Regions from separate parts of the Homo sapiens genome. Here region 1 is linked to region 2. A link is an interaction called in ENCODE POLR2A ChIA-PET data of the cell type or tissue named here. Cell type or tissue: HepG2. All regions are shown on one strand. Links, peaks and the distances in the headings refer to the core of each region. The heading gives the core; the rest is flanking DNA.

The links. ChIA-PET counts read pairs that join two places held together with the same protein. Peaks named below come from ENCODE experiments on the same cell type or tissue, not always from the same donor. Only the 100,000 strongest peaks of a DNase experiment are listed, where the experiment ranks them.
Region 1: POLR2A ChIA-PET joins it to region 2 with 7 read pairs; 6 of 35 experiments call an interaction of 5 or more read pairs at or near these places.

The regions. Positions count from the first base shown.
Region 1 is chr17:31,598,044-31,608,989 of GRCh38, reverse strand. LOC124903975 (a long non-coding RNA gene) reads left to right here and starts at 2,954. Exons shown (of 2, transcript XR_007065705.1): 1 at 2,954-3,029; 2 at 3,997-4,141. RefSeq lists enhancers at 9,618-10,472, 10,473-10,946. In HepG2, for the core only: no CTCF peak of the experiment used is centred there; no DNase peak of the experiment used is centred there.
Region 2 is chr17:31,545,274-31,556,219 of GRCh38, reverse strand. TRT-CGT4-1 (tRNA-Thr (anticodon CGT) 4-1) reads right to left here and starts at 6,146; the gene lies at 6,075-6,146. RefSeq lists a silencer at 5,803-6,512. In HepG2, for the core only: no CTCF peak of the experiment used is centred there; DNase peaks (open chromatin) are centred at 6,169 and 6,955; H3K4me3 peaks cover 1,971 bases.

The DNA of each region.
Region 1 (10,946 bases), core at 3,605-7,604, 53 kb before region 2:
ATTGGGCTGCATTCCCACGAGGTTAGGTGTTCTTAGTCACAGGATGAGATAGGAAGTTGGCACAAGATACAAGTCACAAAAACCCTGCTGATAAAACAGGATGAAGCTGCCCAAACCCCACCAAAACCAAGATGTCATGAAAGTGCCCTCTGGTCATTCTCATGGCTCATTATATGCTGATTATAATGCATTATCATGCCAAAAGACAGTCCCACCAGCACCATGACAGTTTACAAATGTCATGGCAATGTCAGGAAGTTACCCTATATGGTCTAAGAGGGGAGGAATCCTCAGTTCTGGGAATTGCCCAACCCTGTCTCAGAAAACTCACCAGTAACCTACCTCTTGTTTAACATATAATCAAGAAATAACAGACCTGGCCTGGTGGCTCACACCTGTAATCCCAGCACTTTGGGAGGCTGAGGTGGGCAGATCACCTGAGGTCAAGAGTTTGAGACCAGCCTGGCCAACATGGTGAAACCCTGTCTCTACAAAAAATAAAAGATTAGCCGGGCGTGTGGGGCATGCCTGTAATCCCAGCTATATGGGAGGCTGAGGCAGGAGAATCCCTTGAACCCAGGAGGTGGAGGTTGCACTGAGCCAAGATCGCGACATTGCACTCCAGCCTGGGCAACAAGAGCGAAACTCCATCTAAAAAAACCCAAACAAACAACAAAACAAACTAACAAACCAACAAAACTATTAGTATACTCAGTTTAGCAACCCATGCTGCTGCTCTGCTGATGGAGTTGCCATTCTTTTGTTTCTCTACTTCTGTAATAAACCTGCTTTCACTTTATTCTATGGACTTGGCCCTGAATTCCTTCTTGCCTGAGGTCCAAGAACCCTCTCTTGGGTTACTTTCTAGTAACACAGCCACGCTGGCATTCTTTTTTTTTTTTTTTTTTTTGAGATGGAGTCTCTCTCCGTCGCCCAGGCTGGAGTGCAGTGGCGCAATCTCGGCTCACTGCAAGCTCCACCTTCCGAGTTCACGCCATTCTCCTGCCTCAGCCTCCTGAGTAGCTGGGACTACAGGCGCCCACCACCGCGCCCGGCTAATTTTTTGTATTTTTAGTAGAGACGGGGTTTCACCATGTTAGTCAGATGGTGTCAATCTCCTGACCTCGTGATCTGCCCACCTCAGCCTCCCAAAGTGCTGGGATTACAGGTGTGAGCCACCACTCCCGGCCCACACTGGCATTCTTTTGGTACCAAGCACTGTTCCTACCACAGGGCCTTTGCATTTGCAGTTCCCTCTGTCTGATATGCTCTATCCTTAGAACTTCACTTGGAAAGCTCCTTCTGGTTATTTAGGCTTTTACTCCAATATCGCCTTTCCTGGGCATCCCATTCAAACTAAGTTCCCAGCCTATCCCCACCTGTTACAGTGCATCACACCCCATCACTCTGTTTCAGTTTCTTAGAACTCATCACTATGTCAGATGATCTTGCCGATTCACCGTTTGCTTGTTTATTATCTTTCCCCTGTTTAGAATGAAAGATCCATGCCAGCAAAGACCTTGTCTGTCTTTGAGTCTAGCTCTGTTGCCCAGACTGGAGTGCAGTGGCGTGGTCTCGGCTCACTGCAACCTCCACCTCTTGGGTTCAAGCGATTCTCCTGCCTCAGCTTCCTGAGTAGCTGGGATTACAGGCGCCCACCACCACACCCAGCTAATGTTTGTATTTTTAGTAGAGACAGGATTTCACTGTGTTGGCCAGGCTGGTCTTGAACTCCTGACCTCGTGTTCCACCCGCCTTGGCCTCCCAAAGTGCTGGGATTACAAGTATGAGGCACTGTACCCGGCCATCTGTCTTGTTCACTCTGTGTCCAGTGGATCTATGCGAAGACCACGGTGTAAATGCTGTCCCCTGGTGTTGTGAAACATAGCAGCCCTGACTAACTTCCAGCACCTAGGTAGGCCAGGTACGTGGAAAATGCTCAATAAATGGATAAATGGGTAAATGGATGTATGTATGGGTGAATGAGTAGCGGGGTGGGTGGGTGGATGGGTTGGTGTGTGTGTGGATGGATGGATGGAGTCCTTAAGTATAATCGTGCCTGAGAGTAGAAAGATTCTATGGGCCGTAGGCTGGTTGGGGCAGAGATGTATGCTGGAACTAGAACTCCGTATGTTGTCTTCCCTCTATCATTTCCCTCCTCAGGTTGAAAAAAAGAGTTCTAGCTTTGAAATCTCTAATATTTTCAACTATTCATTCCTGTAATCCCATACGACTACCCATCCAATGATGCATTTTTTTGTTTTTTTTTTTTTTGAGACGGAGTCTCTCTCACTTTGTTGCCCAGGCCAGAGTCCAGTGGCAGGATCTTGGCTCACTGCAACCTCCTCTCCCCGCGAGTTCAAGCAATTCTCTTGCCTCAGCCTGCCAAGAAACTGGGATTACAGGTGCACGCCACCACGGCTGGCTGATTTTTTTTTTCTTTGTATTTTGAGTGGAAACAGGGTTTCACCATGTTGGCCAGGCTGGTCTCGAACTCCTGACTTCAAGTAATACACCTGCCTCGGCCTCCCAAAGTGTTGGGATTACAGGTGTGAGCCACTGCGCCTGGCCTCCAATGTTGCATTCTGACCTCACACCTCATCCCACCCTGGCCCAGACAGGCCACTTGCTATTTATGGCCCTGCCTTAAAAAGTGTTGAAGAAGTAGCATCCAAGAACTAAAATAATAACTATTATTATAATAGCCAACATCTGCACAGCACCTCAAATATTGCAAGGTGTTATTTGCATAGATTATCTCAACTATGCATCACAATGAACCTGGTGCTATGTTCATTATTATTACATCACAGAGGCTTAATTGGGCCCTTACAGAAGACCTAGTCCAGGGATACTTGGCTCTTGCATGTTAATGTATCAGCCAACACCTCTCCTGTGCACCTATGGCAGACATCATTAATCCATCAAGGCACTCTCCTGTTTAGCCCAGTCCCTGCTTCAGAGCTCTTCTCAGTATTGTGACCCAGACAGCGGCTACCCATCAACCAGACTGCCACACAGGACAGAAAGTATTTTCCCATTGGGCTAGTCCATGTCCTTCATTTTGTATGTATGGGAAATGGGGCCTAGAGATGCTACCCAGTGAATTAGTGACAAAGCCAGGGCTTTCTCTTTCAGAACCCTGGACTCTTGGTCCATGTCAGAGGTCTTTCAACTCACCCCTGAATGTGGTTCAAGATGATTGGAATTCTGATATAACTGGGCATTGGAGCTTTTTTTTTTTTTTTTTTTGAGACAGAGTCTCGCTCTGTCGCCCAGGCTGGAGTGCAGTGGCGGGATCTCGGCTCATTGCAAGCTCCACCTCCCGGGTTCACGCCATTCTCCTGCCTCAGCCTCCCAAGTAGCTGGGACTACAGGCGCCCGCCACTACGCCCGGCTAATTTTTTGTATTTTTAGTAGAGACGGGGTTTCACCGTTTTTAGCCGGGATGGTCTCGATCTCCTGACCTCGTGATCCGCCCGCCTCGGCCTCCCAAAGTGCTGGGATTACAGGCGTGAGCCACCGCGCCCGGCCGGCATTGGAGCTTTTAAAGGTCCCCAGGAGACCCTAATGTGCAAACACAGTTGAAAACTGAGGCTTTCTCCTTCTATTAACAATGTTGACCATATTTTCCTGACGTTAAGAATCATCCAGGGCCACTCATTAAATACAATGTACATTTGTAAATGTATAGACCTAAATACAAGGTACATTTGTAAATGTGCAGACCTCTCCCCTGAAAAATCTGAGTCAGAAGGTCTAGACTGGAGCCCACGAAGCTGCAATGTCATAAACATCCCAGGTGATTCTGATCATCAGGGAAGTTGGGCAATACAGTTCCAAACAGGCCCAGCTGGGACTCTCTGCAAAACCCAAGAATAAGGGCAATCAGCTACTACTGAGTACTGGAAGGCGAGGATGATCTGGGCTTTATCTTTTTAAATAGCTGCAAAGACTCGTGTCCATTTACCAAGCAGTTGCCTTTTCTTTTTTCAGTCTAGATTATTACATAATCCATCTTGAGAATTTAGAAGAATAATATCGCCCTCGTGCCTGGCTTATATAGAAAAAGGGACAGCAAGAAGACAGATAAAGTGGAGCACAGAAAGAAGGATGAAATGAAAATTATTTGTCTATTTTAGACAAGCAATTTTCTCTAATGTTCTGTTCTCTTGTTTGGTTGTTCTAGTGAGAGCTCAAGGACCTTTTAAGGTGGAACGAATCTGGGGGTTGTTCTGGGGGAGGCAGTTAGCCTTGGGTACCTGGAAATATGGGTAGGAAAAGCTGGGAACAGAGCCCAGGAGGAACCAAGTGTCCAATGCCAACACCTGGGCCCAGAGGCCCCACTGCACACCCCACCTGGCCCTGGAAGGGAGAGGACAGATAAAATTCGGAGATTTCATCATGTCAGACGTGGAGTTGGGTTCTTTTCACCTGCATGAAAATACTGCAAAGTACTCATAATGTCTCCATTTTACAGATGAGCAAACTGAGGCTCAGAGAAATTATACTGTCTTTGGCTTCATCTAGGGACTTCTCATTCTAGAAGGAAAAAAACACAATTTAATCCAAAACTCTCAAAACTACCAAGAAGAGCCAGGTGCACAGGAACACTGGGGTGAGAATATGCTTGGCATTTTAAAAATGGAAACTAGAGTCATTTTTTTCATGCATGCATATTAATGGACAGAAGCTGCCTAGAAAATTGTAAATAGCAGATTCACCACTGAAATTTATTTGCCCTTGAGTTAATGCTAAAGTAGGTGACAAATCCAAAGCATGAAAGAAATGGGTCTGGATTTAAGAGGGGGCCAGGAATATGCACCAAAAGCCTTAAAAATGTGCACAACCTCTGGCCAAGCAATTTCACCTCTAGGAATTTCTCCTCCCGAAATAGCTGGGTAAGTGGGCAAAGAAGTCTTTACAAGGCAACATTGTTTATGGCTTTGAAAAACTGGAAACAACATAGTTGTCCAACAATTCACTTAATAAATATAGCATATTCATACCGGCAAATACCACATAACCATGAAAAATGATGTTAGGTCTGCTGACACAGAAAGCAGTTCATCACACATTTGCTGTGTGAGAAAAGCCTGCATTGGAGAAGTATGTGTGATATGATCATGGCTGTGTTAAAAACAAATAAACAATATTCCAGTAGTGATCAATTATCAGATATCAGATTATTAGAAATAGATCAGATATATAGCAAGACTTCAGCAGTGGCTTAGCAGATTATTATTTCTATATGGATATAAGTAGGATGAGAGATCACTTCTGTTTGTTGCTTTTTTTTTTTCCTTCAGGGAACATGTGTCACTTGAGTAATTAAATAAAAGCTTAAAAAGTCTTTCAAAGGAAAATGTTCCCAAGATCCTGCAAAACTGACTGTTGTCAGTGGTTTCTCCAGAAAGAAACTGCTGAACTGGGCCACGGGAAGGGGGCTTGCTTACACCACTGGTGAAAGGGAGGCAGAGGACAAACAAACCTGGAGGATGAGAAGGGGCAGGGGACGTCGATAGCAGGGGTCCAGGCCAGAAAATGATCAGGGAGGCATGGGGGCTCATATACAACCATTACCCACCTCCCTCCCACAGCCAGGTTACAAGCCACATGGGCATGGTAGGTCCTGCCCTGGATGCTGGTCCCTGGCCGACTCATGGCAGGTGGAGTTCGGCACCTTCCATACCCCATCCCTAGCACGTACAGTAAGTCCTCAGTTAACGTCCTCAATAGGTTCTTGGAAACTGTGACCTTGACAAAATGATGTATAATGAAATCAATTATTAGGGAAATGACACGGGACGAAACGACATCATTGAGAACCTGCTGTATGTCATTTTGCTTAAAGTTGCAGTTTCCAAGAGCCCATCGAGAGGACGTTAAGTGAGGACTTTCTGCATGTGGATCTATGGGGGCTGAGAGGCCTCTCGGTAAGAAATCGGAAACCTTGAACCACATCCACAGCTGGGGACATTCCTACTGAGAATGTCTGACCACCTTGGAGAGGGTGGGGTGGGTGGAGAATGAGGGTTCCTGCGAAGAAGTGAGGAGGTAAGGGACATTCAGCATAGGGGGCTCCCCTCAGAAACCAGCCTGGGTGCTGTTGGTGAGGGTGGTCCTGTTGTCTGTAGTTGTTGTTCTTTCAGGCAGAGAACAAAATCCTAAATCATGGGGCCGCTGGCTCTAGCCGGGCAGTGGGTCTGCGTTCAGGGGACAGCGTGTGTTTGTGTGTGTGTGTCTGTGTGTGTGTGTGTGCAAGCACGTGTGTGTGGGCGCATATGCACTCGCATGTATGTGTAACACTCAGGACCCAGAAAAAGGCCAAGCTACTGCTACCACTGTCCCTTAAAGATTGCAAATGCCGGCCAGGCGTGGTGGCTTATGCCTGTAATCCCAGCACTTTGGGAGGCTGAGGCGGGTGGATCCTGAGGTCAAGAGATTGAGACCATCCTGGCCAACATGGTGAAACTCCGTCTCTACTAAAAAAAAAAAAAAAAAAAAAAATTAGCCCAGCATGCTGGCACATGCCTATAGTCCCAGCTACTCGGGAGGCTGAGGCAGGAGAATTGCTTGAACCTAAGAGGTGGAGGTTTCAGTGAGCCGAGATTGCACCACTGCACTCCAGCCAGGGTGACAGAGTGAGAATCCGTCTCAAAAAGAAAAAAAGAGGCCAGGCGCAGTGGCTCACACTTGTAATCCCAGCGCTTTGGGAGGCTGAGGTGGGGGGATCACCTGAGGTCAGGAGATCTAGACGAGCCTAGCCAACATGGTGAAACCCTGTCTCTAATAAAAACACAAAAATTAGCCAGGCATGGTGGCGCGCACCTGTAGTCCCAGCTACTCGGGAGGCTGAGTCAGGAGAATAGCTTGAACCTAGGAGGTGGATGTTGCAGTGAGCTGAGATCACGTCACTGCACTCCAACCTGGGTGACAGAGGGAGACTCTGTCTCAAAAAAAAAAAAAAAAAAAAAAAAGGCCAGGCGCTGTGGCTCACGCCTGTAACCCCAGCACTTTGGGAGGCCGAGGCGGGTGGATCACAAGGTCAGGAGATCAAGACCATCCTGGCTAACATGGTGAAACCCTGTCTCTACTGAAAAATGCAAAAAATTAGCTGGGTGTGGTGGCGGGCACCTGTAGTCCCAGCTACTCGGGAGGCTGAGGCAGGAGAATGGCGTGAACCCAGGAGGCAGAGCTTGCAGTGAGCCAAGATTGCGCCACTGCACTCCAGCCTGGGCGACAGAGCGAGACTCCTTCTCAAAAAAAAAAAAAAAAAAAAAAAAAAAGATTGCAAACACTAGTTGCTAGGGTGATCAGGCAGCGACCCACAGACTTTGGTGGCCCTTGCAGAAGCCCATGTGGAAAGTGAGGCCAACAGAGGTAGCTGTGTCTCAGGGTCACCAAAGAAGCGGCACTGACTGGGCAGAAGGGGCAGAGGAGGCCAGGCAGGTGGCCTGAGATGAGCAGGAGTGGTGTCTGTCCTACCCTTGAGCCAGCCACTTTCTATTCTTGAACCATCCAGTGTCCAATCACTGCTGTCATAAACAACTGTAAATTTCATAACTTAATACAACGCACGTTTACTCTCTTGGTTCCGGAGAAGAAGTCCTCATGTCAAGGTGCTGGCGGTGCTGTGTTCCTTGTGGACACTCTAGGGGAGAATCTGTTTCCTTGCCTTTTCCAGCTTCTAGAAGCCACCTGCCGCCTTGGCTCCTGACCCTTTCCTTGCATCTCGCTGACCCTTGCCTTCTCTCCCTCTGCTTCTGCCACCATGTCACTGCCTCTGACTCCGACCCTCCTGCCTCCCTCTTATAAAGGCCCTGGGAGCAGAAGTAGGGGCCTAGGGTGAGCAGGCTTTGGTCATTAATATTAACTGGTCATTCAAACTCACAGATTAGTGAAGCTTAAGAATGCTTAGGGTTCGATACCAATGGGGAAACTGAGGCCCAAGGGGAGTTAAGGATCTGTCCAAGGCTGCAGGGCTAGTTTTCCAGCTTTCCTCCGTGCTGCCTGTCTGTTAAACTCAACTGACATTAGAAAAAGAGGAATATTGTTGTTGTCTGTGGTTGCTGTTCTTTAAGGCAGAGAACAAAATCCACCAGATTATTTTTCAGGGTTTGCTTTGCAAGTGAAGGCCCCAGAGCCCCCGAGTGTCATTAGTGCAGGAACTTGCTGTGCCTCTGGGCTCTTTGAAAGTTTCTTGCCTTGCTGGGGCCTCCATCCAGGGAACATGGAGGACTGGAGTGGGGTAGGGAGGGTGGACTGGGGCCAGAGGCACCCAGTGCTGCCACGTAGAGCAGTGGCAAACAATCGGTCCTCTGAGGCTGCCTGGCGGCTGTTGGTCACCCTTTGGCTATTTTTTTTTTTTTTTTTTTGAGACGGAGTCTCACTCTGTGGCTCAGGCTGGAGTGCAACAGTGTGATCTCAGCTCACTACAACCTCGCCTCCCAGACTCAAGCGATCCTCCCGCCTCAGCCTCCCAAGTAGCTGGGATTACAAGCGTGTGCCACCACGCCTGCCCAGCAATTTTTGTATTCTCAGTAGAGACGGGGTTTCATCATGTTGGCCAGGCTGGTCTCCAACTCTTGACCTCAAGTGATTCACCCGCCTCGGTCTCCCAAAGTGCTGGGATTACAGGTGTGAGCCACCCTGCCCAACCACCCTTCGGCTATTTCCACAGGAAGGAATGTTGTCCTCTGGCCTCGATTGGGGGTGGGTTCTGGGGGTGAAAGGAAAGCACTTGGAACCTACCCACTAAGAAAAAATTTCTCACAAGATCATTGACATTTTGCAGAAGTGACATGTGTGCATGTTTGGGTGGTGAGTGGAAGTGGGGAGGGGATTAATGCTTAAATTTGTTTTTCTTTCTAGAGCCAGCCAATTTCTCGCCGACATCAGAACACCTGGGTTTTAGTCCTGCCACTGGTTCTCTCCCAGTATGACTCTAAGTGAGTCTTGTGACTCCTCTGGGCCTCAGTTTACCCATCTGTAGAATCAAATGGCAAAATGGGCCGGGTGTGGTGGCTCACGCCTGTAACCCCAGCACTTTGGGAGGCTGAGGCACGTGGATCACCTGAGGACGGGACTTCAAGACCAGCCAGGCCAACATGGCGAAACTCCATCTCTAAAATACAAAATACCCTGACTAAAAATACAAAAATTAGCTAGGTGTGCTGGTGTACGTTTGTAATCTCAGCTACTCGAGAGGCTGAGGCAGGAGAATCACCTGAACCTGGAGGCGGAGGTTGCCGTGAGCTGAGATTGTGCCACTGCACTCCACCCTGGGTGACAGAGTGACACTCTGCCTCAGAAAAAAGAAAAAAAAGAAAAGAGTGGATAACCTCCTAGGTGCCCTCTGGGATTCCAGGACTCGGCCAGCTCATGCTTGGGTGCTTACCACAACCTCCCTGCTGGGCTCCCACTGCCCTCCTGTGCTCCTGGGGTCTCAAACCCACCTGCTCACTAGAACCAAACCCCCCTGACCACATTTGGGCTTTGCTCTCCGTCATGCTCCCACAACGCCCACCCTGGCGCCTGGCCCTCAGCAGGCCCAGCCCCATGAACTGGTAGGGAACGACTCAAAGCCTCCCAGAAGGAAGAGGTCAGCGAGCCCCCAGCACAGGGACTGGGCAAGGATTCTCTGTGCACCGGAGGGAAGCCCCTCTGTCTGGGTCCGTTCTGCAGGAGAACTGCAGAATCCCAGGAAACCAGTTGTTAAGGAGCCAGCAGCAGCCACTAAGTCAGATAATGAGTACTTGGGTTTTTCCAGCCCTGTTTACCTTGTGTTAAGTACACAAAAATGATGTCATGTGTGGCACAGCGGACGGGGTCTCTCTGGGCCTGGACTCTGGCCTCATCAGGGGCTCTCCCTCTCCTCACACCGGTCACCCCAATCCTCACCAGTATGGGTGGGCCTTGGGGAGGGGGCATCAAGGCCACATCAGAGTTCTCAGTTCTCTCCCAGCCTCCCATTTACTCCACTGCCCCCACCTCCCCAAGTTCAGCTGCTGTCATCTCTCAGCAGGAAGACCGCCCCATCCTCAGCTGGCCCTCCTGCTGCCACCCTATCTCCTCCACCTTTACCCCAGCCTGCAAAGCAGCACCCTGCAAAGCAGCACCCTGCCTGAGACCCTTGACTGACTCTAATTTTGCGCTCAGAAGAAAGCTTGGCCTGCCCTGAGGCCCTCGAGATCTGCCCCCGATCTCCTGCCTTGGAATACTTCCCCCCACACCCTGCGACTCCACGCTTTACCCCCCTCCACCCTCTGGAGCTCCTTGCACATTCTCGAAGCTTTACCTCCCCTCCTTGAGATCTTCATCCCTTGGGACCCCTTTTCTGCTCACACTGACTGTACTCCTACTCATCCTCCCTTCCTCAGGGGAGCCCTTCAGAGCCAACCCCTCCCCTACCACGTTCCCTCCTGTGCTCCCCCTCAGGGGGTCCTGCCCACAAAAGGAAAGCCACTGACATGTAGAGACTGCCAGACCTGCAAACTTTGCAAGACTCAGGAAGGGCCCTGGGGTTTGCCAATTACCTTAGGAAGAGATGTGGTGGGGTAGGAAGGAAGGGTGAGAACTTTGGTTGGGGAGGTAGGGAAGGCTTCCTGTAGGAGGAGGTGAAGGGGATGAGCCAAGGACTGCAGAAGAGGCCAGAAGGGGCCCTCTGGAGCTCCAGGCAGGGAGACCTCATCTTGTATCAACCCCAATTGCCTCCCCCACCTCCTTCTTCCCTCCCATTCTGCCTGGCTTTGGAACAATGGCCTGGGCCTTTCAGTAAAGGCTCACCAGGTGCTCCCAGCTTCCTCAGGGTCAGTGAGGATGGGCGAACACGGCCAGGTGGGGTGAGAGGGGTAACCTGCCCCTTGGTAGCAGCACACATGGTAGACCAGCCGGCAGTCACAGGAGGGCAGATCTGCAATATCCACTGTGGCCCCAGGCTGGTC
Region 2 (10,946 bases), core at 3,971-7,970:
TTAACAGGGTTACCTCCTGCTGTTTGAGAACTTCAAGAACATACCATGATGATGATGATATTAACATCTCTCTGTTATTTTTATTTATTTATTTATTTATTTATTTGAGACAGAGCCTCACTGTGTTGCCCAGACTGGAGTGCATTGGCGTAATCTCGGCTCACTGCAACCTCCGCCTCCCAGGTTCCTGCCTCAGGCTCCCTAGTAGCTGGGATTACAGGCGCCCGCCACCATGCCCAGCTAATTTTTGTATTTTTGGTAGAGACGGGGTTTCACCATGTTAGTGAAACCTGACCTCGGGTGATCCTCCTGCCTCAGCCTCCCTAAGTGCTGGAATTACAGGTGTAAGCCACTGCACCCGGCCCAGAAAGAGTTCTGAGAGAAGACATACGCATCCTGGGGACCAGAGGGAGAAAAGGGCTGGTGATAACCTGAAGTACTTTGTAGGTGACTATGGAATTTGTGAGGGTGATTTTCTCAGCATATTCTGCTTAGATGGCAATGCACCTGGGTTTTGTTTCTCTCGGCCCAAATGATCTGGACCAAGGGAGAGCCCCAGAATCAGGGGAAAGGCAAGCAGGAAGGGAAATCTTTACTGCAGAAAAACTACTCTGGCATTACCAGACTTGTCACTGCTTATGGCCTGTTTCGATTCCTCACCTTCTCTGCAACCTTCTGAGAGTTATTTCCTGCCTCTGAAGTTCAGTTTCCTCATCAGCAAAATTGGGACGTGATTTTTTTCTCTGTGATTTCTCCCAACTTGATTGTTCCATTACTGGAGGATGAGAAGTTGAGTTTTCTTTTTCTGACCTTCATTCATTCAGCCAACAAATGAAGAGCCTCATTTTATATACCAGGGGAAGAGAAGACAGGACGCTTGCCCTCAAGCAGCAGCAGAGGGGTAAATTCCCCAGAAAGGAATCCATTGTCTCCAGGTGTTGTCATATTTCAGCAATGCCATGGCTGTGCTTTCAGCTGAATTCAGTTTTCCTGGATGATGGGGTCTGGGGAGGAGGCAGGTGACCTGAGGCTCCCTACCCAGGCTGGCCTTCTGCACGTGATGCTGAGGATGACTCCTGGGAAGTGAGGTCACACAGTGATCCCTACTGGCCCCAGGTCCCAGCCCTCTTACTCAGTGTTCTTTGAAATGCTTTCAGTAGCCAAAGCCCATGTCTGGAAAATATTAGAGCCCTTGATCCAGAAGTTAAGCCTTTGGCCTATGAGCTTTATCTTTGCCCTCACTCTCTGTGACTGAATTGATTCTTGTCTTTAAGTTCCCACTCTGTGTGTGATGGTCACTGTGCCATGTTACCCCTTCAAGAAAGGGTTTGTCCCAGCTGCTTGGAGTGCTGTCAACAGACTGTCTTCTGCCATTAGAGCCGCCTAGTCTAAGCTCTCTGGACAGCCCACATCCAGTGAGTGGTGGGGGAGGGGGGCTCTCCCTCATTTCACACCTGCTTCCCACCCTTTCCCAGGTGGAATAAGCATTCTGCACATTAAGCTCTGTCTAGGGGTCTGCCTTCTGGGGATTCCAACCTTTGACAGTGTATATCTGTGTCCCTCTCTTGCCCCTAAAGCCTTAATATTGTAATCAAGTATAGTGATTTTGGTCACCATCTGCTGTTCCTATCGATCAGGCATGAGTGTTTGACAAGTGAGGTGCCAGTTTGGCCTACAGGCTGGCAAAGAGATAGACCATCTCCTGGGTGCATGTCAAGTTAATAATGAAGATGACTTTTCCTAGAAGATTTGAGCTCATGCTGTAGACAAGCATAATATCTATGATAAAAGTAGAGCTTTCTGGGTGACCTAGAACAATCACTTTCCTTCTCTTTGCCTGTTTCTGCAGTGTGAAATGAGAGGGTTGGCTGGTTTCATTTCTATCAGTGTATTATTCCAAATTGGTAAATTTGTCCCCAAGTATGGGGTTAGACCTTTGGGGTTTGCTAATAAAACCATCTACAGGGAATGAGAATTTGTTTCTTAATTCAAAAATTGATTTTACCTGCAGGTTAGAGAGGCCACTGCGGAAAGAAAAGAACCCCTGCCTGCTTAGATGCAACCTAGATCATGATATTTGAGTGTCAAAGATGACTGAATGAGGGCAGAGATACCCAAGACCTGGTTGTGCTCTGGTGAGTTCGTATTCATCCTGCAGAGCCCAGCCACAATGTCACTCCTCAGGGAAGTCTTCCTTAGCCCTTCAGGTCAGGACCTTCCTTGTGCCAAGGCTCTGTCTCTGTTCCAGCTGCTGGAAACACAGACATGAGTGAGACACCATCCAAGTCCTAAGGGGCTTCCAAGTATGGTGTGAGACACACAGAGGGGTCCCAGACAAGAAACTGAGGGACTCCTTACCTGGGGGAATCAGAGGCTTCTCAGAGGAGGTAATACCAGAGTCTCGCCACAGGCAACCAACCTGACTCCGATCCAGCGTCTGGATCTAACTGCCAATTTGATTTGCAGGAAGTACTGAGGACTGAGGAGCTTACTGGGTTGCACCAAGAGTTTGCAGTAAGCAAGATCTAGACTGTGGGAAACCCTCCAGGTGCAGTGGCCCAGGGTCCTCAACAGACACACTGCCAGGAAATGAAAGGGAAGGAAGGGGTACCTCCTGATTGAAAAAAAAAGCTTCTATCCATTTTTTTAAATGAGCAAAGTTAAACTATAGTGTACAAAGATGTCGCGATGCTCAATTAGGTGATAAACTAAAATGCAAGGAAGTGATTAGAGGGTAAGGATACTTATGGCCCTGGGGAGGTTGTGATTAGGGGGGGACACACAAAAAGGGTTTCTGGGGTATCCGGCAAAATTCTCTAATTTGGATAGTGTTCCCCTTATAATTCATTAAGGCATTCACTTGATTTGTGTGGTTTTCAAATTTGTTTTATTGTATGGTAAAAGACTTAAAAACATATTTCTTGGGCTGGGCACGGTGGCTCACGCCTGTAATCCCAGCACTTTGGGAGGCTGAGGCAGGCAGATCACGAGGTTAGGAGTTCGAGACCAGCCTGGCCAACATGGTGAAACCCTGTCTCTATTAAAAATACAAAAATTAGCCGGGCATGGTGGCAAGTGCCTGTAATCCCAGCTACTCGGGAGGCTGAGGGAGAAGAACTGCTTGAACCCAGGAGGCGGAGGTTGTAGTGAGCCAAGATCGCACCACTGCACTCCAGCCTGGGTGACAAGAGTGAAACTCCGTCTCAAAAAAAAAAAACAACAAAAAAAAAAGCATATTTCTCCAGGCTGGTATTGGGCTAAAACTTATAGAATGAGGCATAATATATAGACTTGCCAAATTCTGGTCTATGTTTTAAAAAATATCCTGGAGGTTTTAGCTGCCCACAAATGACTGTGTCTGCCTGCGTGGCTCTCAAAATGCAGTACCAGAGGCCCTATGTTTTGCCCTGGACACTAAGGAGGAGCAAAAGGGAGGACTCTACCAGGGGTAACCAGCATGGGCGGAGCCTTTGCAGCTCCAGCGCTTCCCATCAGGGAGGACTGCTTATAACTCCCTGGATGGAGGAGCCCTGGTCACATCTCATCATGAGGTTGCAATGGTCAAGCCCCATTGCAGAAGGGGCTACTATGATGGGTGGGGTGGCCTGTGATCCCCTTGCTTCTGCAAGGTCCAGGCTCTGAGGTAGAAACCTAGAATTTCAGGACACAAGGCATTTAGGACATAGCTCTTTCAACTGTAGAATTTTACAACTAAGGAAGCTGAAGTCCAGGGAGTATCAGCGATTTAATGGAGGTCATGCAACAAACTCAACATATGTGTCCCTTTCTGCCCCTGCCTTCAATTCTGTCCTTATTCTTTAAGCCAATGACCTACCCCTGGCTCCACAGGGGTGCATGTAGATACCTGCTGGCCTTCAAGGTAATTACAAGATTTCTGTTCCCCAGGCTCACCCTGGTGCTTGTATCTGACTTGCCTTCACTTCTAGTTCCTCTCACAAAACTTGACCTGGAATCCATACTTGACCCCTGCCTCTGGTCCTTCACTTTTGGAAGCCCATGTTTCCCCAAAATCTTTACACTGACCTCTTCTGTACCTTGCACTTTTTTTTGAGACAGTTTCTCATTGTCTCTCAGGCTGGAGTGCAGTGGCACCATCTCAGCTTACTGCAAACTCGACCCTCTGGGCTCAAGCGATTCTCCCACCTCAGCCTCCAGAGCAGTTGGGACTACAGGCATGTGCCACCATGCCCGCTAATTTTTTTGTATTTTAAATAGAGACAGGGTTTCGCCATGTTGGCCAGGCTGGTCTCAAACTCCTGACCTCAAGTGATCTGCCTGCCTCAGCCTCCCGAAGTGCTGGGATTACAGGCGTGAGCCACTGCGGCTGGCAGTTTTTGTATTTTTTATAGAGATGGGATTTTGCTGTGTTGCCCAGGCTGGTCTCAAACACCTGACCTCAAGTGATCCATCCACCTTGGCCTCCCAAAGTGCTAGGATTACAGGTGTGAGCCACTGCACCCGGCCCCTTGCATTTCTCTTATATTGACTTCGGCTTGGCTTGTCCCTCTGCCCTCCGCTGGGGTGGAATTCTCTGCTCCAGCTCCTTCAGAAAACCCAATGTTTGGCCGGGCACGGTGGCTCATGCCTGTAATCCCAGCACTTTGGGAGGCCGAGGTGGGTGGATCACGAGGTTAGGAGATGGAGACCATCCTGGCTAACACGGTGAAACCCCGTCTCCACTAAAAAATACAAAAAAAGTTAGCCGGGCATGGTGGCGGGCGCCTGTAGTCCCAGCTACTCGGGAGGCTGAGGCAGGAGAATGGCGTGAACCCAGGAGGCGGAGCTTGCAGTGAGCCGAGATCGCGCCACTGCACTCCAGCCTGGGCCACAGAGCGAGACTCCGTCTCAAAAAAAAAAAAAAAAAAAAAAAAAACGGAAAACACAATGTTCAGTCTTGAAGCTCCTTCTCATCAGGAATTTGAAGGGACAGGATTCAAGGCAATATCCAGTAGAGCAGGACTTTTCACCTTCCTATTTCTATGCCTGAATATCTGGACTCTGTTTAGGCTGAGGCGCTTGTCAAAAAAGGCCTCAATTTGTATTTAATAACACTTTCATGATGACACTGACACCCTAGCTCGGCATTACCTTCAAAAGCCAAGAGCGTCTCTTCCATTTATTGGGATCTTAGAGAAAAGGTCAATATTTCTCTGCTGCCTGGGCCCTATACCTTCTCTTCTGATAACCTGAGACTCTTCTGACATTCAGTCCACCTAAAGCTCCTCATGGTCATCTGTGCAACAGGCCTCAGAGAAAGTAATGTGGTTTTTCAGGGCTACATTAACAGAAGTATGGGGTATAGAATGAGGGAGGTGAAGTTCCATTCATAAGACTCTGTCTGGAGTAGTATGTTCGGTAGGGAGTGTTACAATTGAAGAGGAGGACAGACAGAGCAGTGTATCAAAAAGAGGGTCCAGGAATGGGAGGAGGCGCTCAATGTCATGTTATTAATATGTTAAATCAGACTGTTTATCCTAGAGATGATGTGGGGAGTGTCATAACTGGCTGGGGGCAGATTCAAAGGATCAGTTCACCAGGACTGGAAAAGAAGCACCCACCAGTTGAACAATCTGGTTTGCTTTGTAGACAGGAAGACAGGCAGTGCGCATGGCCTGCATAATTCACCTTCCAAAGAACAATCCAGAAACCACCGTTCGGGAAACTCAGGCACCCTCTCTGGAAAGTTGCCCCGCCATAACACTCGCAAATCGGGCGGGACCCGAGTCCCCGCGGGCCACCTGGACCTTAGTGTCCCCATTGGCGAAGCAGTGAAGACGACTCCGGCTCTGCGAAATGCGGCTGGGGGAAAGGAGACGCGGGGACCGGCGGCGAGGGCGCACGCGGCGCGGCGGGGGCCGAGCTCACCTGTAAGGTGGACCCTGGAGTCTCGAAGCCCAGGTGCACCGGCCCCCGCCGACCGCGGAGCCCGGGGCAGGAGACGAACTGGAGGGCGACTGAGCAGAATCCGAAAATGGAAAAAATGCCACGTAGAAGGGACGGCGTACGTGGAGAAAACCCGACTTCCCCACAGCCAAAGCCCTACCTCGGGTCTCAGGCACGGACGGGGTTCGAACCCGCGATCTTCGGTTTACGAGACCGACGCCTTACCACTTGGCCACCGCGCCTGACAGCCCAGGGACCGGTGGAATCTCTCAGTGGAGGGGAGGTGGTACCGGCTGGGAGCTGCGGCCTCGGCCCCGCCCCCGGTCCCGCCCCCGCAAGCCCCACCCGCAAGCCCGGGCTTGACTCTGCGAGCACCGCTCCCGCCCGGTCAGGGGCAGGTCCCGCGCCCGCCGCCTGCGGGACCCGAACCGGCGTCTTGAGAAGCCCGGCCCTCCTCCCTCCTCTCTCGCCCCGCGCCCGCCGCGAGCGATGCCCCGAGACCCAGCCCACGCCTAGAGCGGGCAGCGGCCTGGCGGTGGGGTCGAAAGCTACGGCACAGAGCCGTGCCTGAGTCGGAAAGAAGCCTCGGCGGAAGCGGAAGCGGAAGCGGAGATGGCCGCAGCGGAGCGGGCAGGGGCCGTGTGTGACCCTGGCCGGGTCATTTCCGTCGGGCCGGGCAGGGTCCGTGGGGGCTCGGGCGGGGTTGGTGGGGACCAGGGCGCAAGCCAAGAAGGGCGGCGCGGCCGGGGGCGGGGACTGGGACGGGGCCAGCGCTCCGAGGAAGACGCGGGGAGCCTGGGGCATGGGGCCAGGCTCGGGGCGCCGGGAGGTGACCTTCCCTCGCTGGCCCTGCACGAAGCACGACCTTCCTCGGGTTCAGCTCGCTCCCCTTGCAGCCCCTGGCAAGGAGGACCCTGAGCATCTGTGTAGCCTGGATGACCTTGCCCCGGAGGAGCCGAGGTGGGCACGCTAGGAGAGGCCCCCAGGGATGACATGGCGACCCGAATGGCAGAATCATGTGGTCTCTCATACCGCGGAACAGTAGGTCACGATGAAAAGGAACCATGCGGATTCAAAGGACTGATTGTCAGCTTAGGCAGAGCCCAGAAACACACGTGAAAATTTACTGGAAAAACAGAGAGGGAGCCTGGGACTGGGGATGGGGGACAAAGGGGACTTTAACTTAATTGGCATTGTTTTGTTTCTAGTCTATGGAAGAGGCAGAGGTGGGAACACGAGTGCCTATTAGGATACTGTATACTTTTTTGGTAAATCTTTTATTTTCTTTAAATTAAATAAAGGGGGGAATTAGGTCCCCCTGTTCTTGTTTGGCCTGTGGCCACAGCATCTGTTCCAGGAGAGAGGTGAGTCTGCATGGGTGGGGGAAGAGAAGCCCTTATCTCAGGGCAGGGCTCATGCTCGCTGGGGACAGCCACCCTGCCACCACCACTGCCAAATTAAGCCTTATTTGTGTGCAGATTTTTTTTTCTGGAGACAGAGTCTTGCTCTGCCCAGGCTGGAGTGCAATGGCACGATCTCGGCTCACTCCAACCTCCACCTCCCGGATCCAAGCAATTCTCCTGCCTCAGCCTCCCAAGTAGCTGGGATTACAGGCACCTGCCACCACTCCCGGCTAATTTTTTGTATTTTTAGTAGAGATAGGGTTTCATCATGTTGACCAGGCTGATCTCAAACTCCTTACCTCAGGTGATCCACCCGCCTCAGCCTCCTAAAGTGCTGGGATTACAGGCATGAGCCACCGTGTCTGGCCTCCTCTCTATGCTTTTAAAAACTCTCTGGACTCGGCCAGGCGCGGTGGCTCACGCCTGTAATTCCAGCACTTTGGGAGGCCGAAGCAGGCGGATCTCTGGACTCAACTAATGATGCTGGAAAAACCGCATATCCACATGCAAAAGAATGAAGTTGGACCCTAACCTAGCACCATATACAAAAATTACCTCAAAATGGATTCAGGACATAAACATAAGACCTGTAACTATAAAAATCCTGAAAGAAAACAGGGGGAAAGGTCTACAACATTAGATGTGGCAATGATTTTTTTAGATATGACCCCAAAAGCAAGAATAGACAAATAGGACCAAGTCAGACTTTATAAAAACTGCACAGCAAAGGAAACAACAGAATGAAAGGCAATCTGTGGAATGGGAGAAAATATTGCAAATCAGATATCTAATAAGGAATTGCTATCCAAAATAAAATTTAGACTCCTACCACTCGACAACAACAAACAACTCACTTAAAAATGGGCAAAAGGCTGGGTATGGTTGCTCATGCCTGTAATCCCAGGCTTCCCTTGGGAGGCCAAGGTGGGAGGATCACTTGAGGCCAATAGTTAGAAACTAGTCTGGGCGATATTGTGAGACCTCATCTCTACAAAAAGTAAACTAAAACAAGGCAGGCATGATAGCACCTATAGTCCTAGTTACTTGGTAGGCTGAGGCAGGAGGATCACTTGAGCTCAGGAGTTCAAGGTTGCAGTGAGCTATGATTGTGCTACTGTACCCTAGCCTGGACAACACAGCACAAGAAAAAATAAAGTGGACCTTTTCATCAGTTATAACAAGTGCACAACTCTTGTTCAGGGGAAGCTGTGCAGTTGGGAGGGCAGAGAGTATGTGGGAGCTCTCTGTACTTTGTGCTCAGTTTTGCGTGAATCTAAAACTGCTCTGAAAAATTAAGTCTGTGAAAAGGAAGAAATGAACTACCAAGTCATGAAAAAAACACAGAAGAATCTTCAATGTATATTACTAAGTGAAAATGCATACTACTGCTATGGTTTGAATGTGTCCCCTAAAGTTCATGTGTTAGAAACTTGATCCCCAATGTGGTGGTCTTGGAGATGGGACCTAGTGGGAAGTGTTTGGGTCATGGGGCCACTACCCTCATAAATGCATTAATGCCATTCTCAAAGGAGTGGGTTCATTATAGAGCAAGTAGTTTTCTTATAAAAGAAGTTTGCCTTCCCACCCTCTCTTTGCCCGGCCTCTGGGTTGATGAAGCAAGAAGGTCCTCACCAAATGCCAGCTCCTCGATCTTGGGCTTCCCAGCCTTCAGTCCCACGAGCCAATAAATTTCTGTGCATTATAAATTACCTAGTCTATGGTATTCTGTCTTAGCAGCACAAAACGGACTGAGACAAGCTAAACTGAAAAGGCTACATACTGTATTATATGACATTCTAAAAAAGGCAAAACTGTGGAAACAGTAAAAATATCAATGGTTGCCAGGGGTTGAGGGGTGGGAAGGATGAGTAGATAGGGCACAGAGAGTTTTTAGGGCAGCAAAACTATTCTGCATGATATAATGGTGGATACATATCATTATATATTTGTCAAAACCCATAGAGGGGTTCTGGGCTGGGAAAAATAAAGAAAAAAAAATCCCATAGAACGTTCAACACCAAGAGTGAACCCTGGTGTAAACTATGTACTTTGGATGATGATGTGTCAATGCAGGGTCATCAGTTGTAACAGATGTACCACTCTAGTGGAGGATGTTGATGGCAGGGGAGACTAGGGAGATACGGCGGCCATGGGTATATAGGGAACTCTGCTTTCTGCTTAGTTTTGCTGTGAACCTAAAACTGCTCTTTAGAAGTCTGTTTTACAAGGCCGGTTGCAGTGGCTCATGCCTGTAATCCTGGCACTTTGGGAGGCCAAGGCGGGTGGGTCACCCAAGTTCAGGAGTTCGAGACCAGCCTAGGCAACATGGTGAAACTCCATCTCTACTACAATACAAAAAATTAGCTGGGTGTGGTGGCATGCACCTGTAATCCCAGCTACTCAGGAGGCTGAGACAGGAGAATTGCTTGAACCTGGGAGGCAGAGGTTGCAGTGAGCCGAGATCATGCCATTGCACCCTGGCCTGGACAACAGAGTGAGACTCCATCTCAAAAAAAAAAGTCTCTTTTACAAAAACGGGGCTGGTCTCTGTGACTGACACGCATAAGGTCAGGAGTTCAAGACCAGCCTGACCAACATGGTGAAACCCTGTCTCTACTAAAACTACAAAAATTAGCCAGGTGTGGTGGTGTGCACCTGTAGTCCCAGCCACTTGGGAGGCTGAGGCAGGAGAATTGCTTCAACCCAGGAGGCAGAGGTTGCAATGAGCCGAGATTGTGCCACTGCACTCCAGCCTGGGCAACAGAGCAAGACTCCATTTAAAAAATAAATAAATAAATAACAAGAAAAATAATTTTTGAATTCTTTCCTCTCTGACCCCCTGCTATGAATCATTATCAACCCTGGGCCACATTGTAGTTGCCCTTTGGTGGGGTCACTGTGGGTTCACCCAGGTCCACTTCTCAGCTGGGTAGGCCTAGGAGCTGGTTCTGGAACACAGAGCTCCAAGTGGGCAGGAATCAAGCCTTACTCACCTTCATACAGCGTGGTCATAAGAGCACCTAGTCATTTATTCCTTCAGCAAATCATTGAGCATCTACTGTGTGCCAAATACTGTTCTCAATGCTAGGGCTATAGCGGTGAACTAAGCAGCACAGATCTCTGCCCTTATGGGGCTTCCATTCTTAAATAAGCAAAACATACAGTCTATCAGTTGGTGAGAAGTACTAGGGAGAAAAATACAGCAGGGAAGGAGGCTAGGATGTTCTTCAGGAGGGGGAGAGTTGCAGCTTTTTTTTTGAAATGGAGTCTTGCTCTGTCGCCAGGCTGGAGCAGAGTGCCGCTATCTCAATTCACTACAACCTCCACCTCCTGGGTTCAAGCGATTCTCCTGCCTCAGCCTCCCAAGTAGCTGGGATTACAGGCGCGCACCACCACACCCAGGTAATTTTTGTATTTTTTTTTTTTTTAGTAGAGACGGGGTTTCACCATGTTGGCCAGGATGGTCTCGATCTCCTGACCTCATGATCTGCCCACCTTGGCCTCCCAAAGTGCTAGGATTACAGGCGTGAGCCACCGCGCCTGGCCAGGTTGCAGTTTTTTTGTTGTTGTTTTTTTTTCTTTTTTTCTTTTTTTGAGACAGAGTCTCGCTCTATCGCCCAGGCTGGAGTGCAGTGGCGC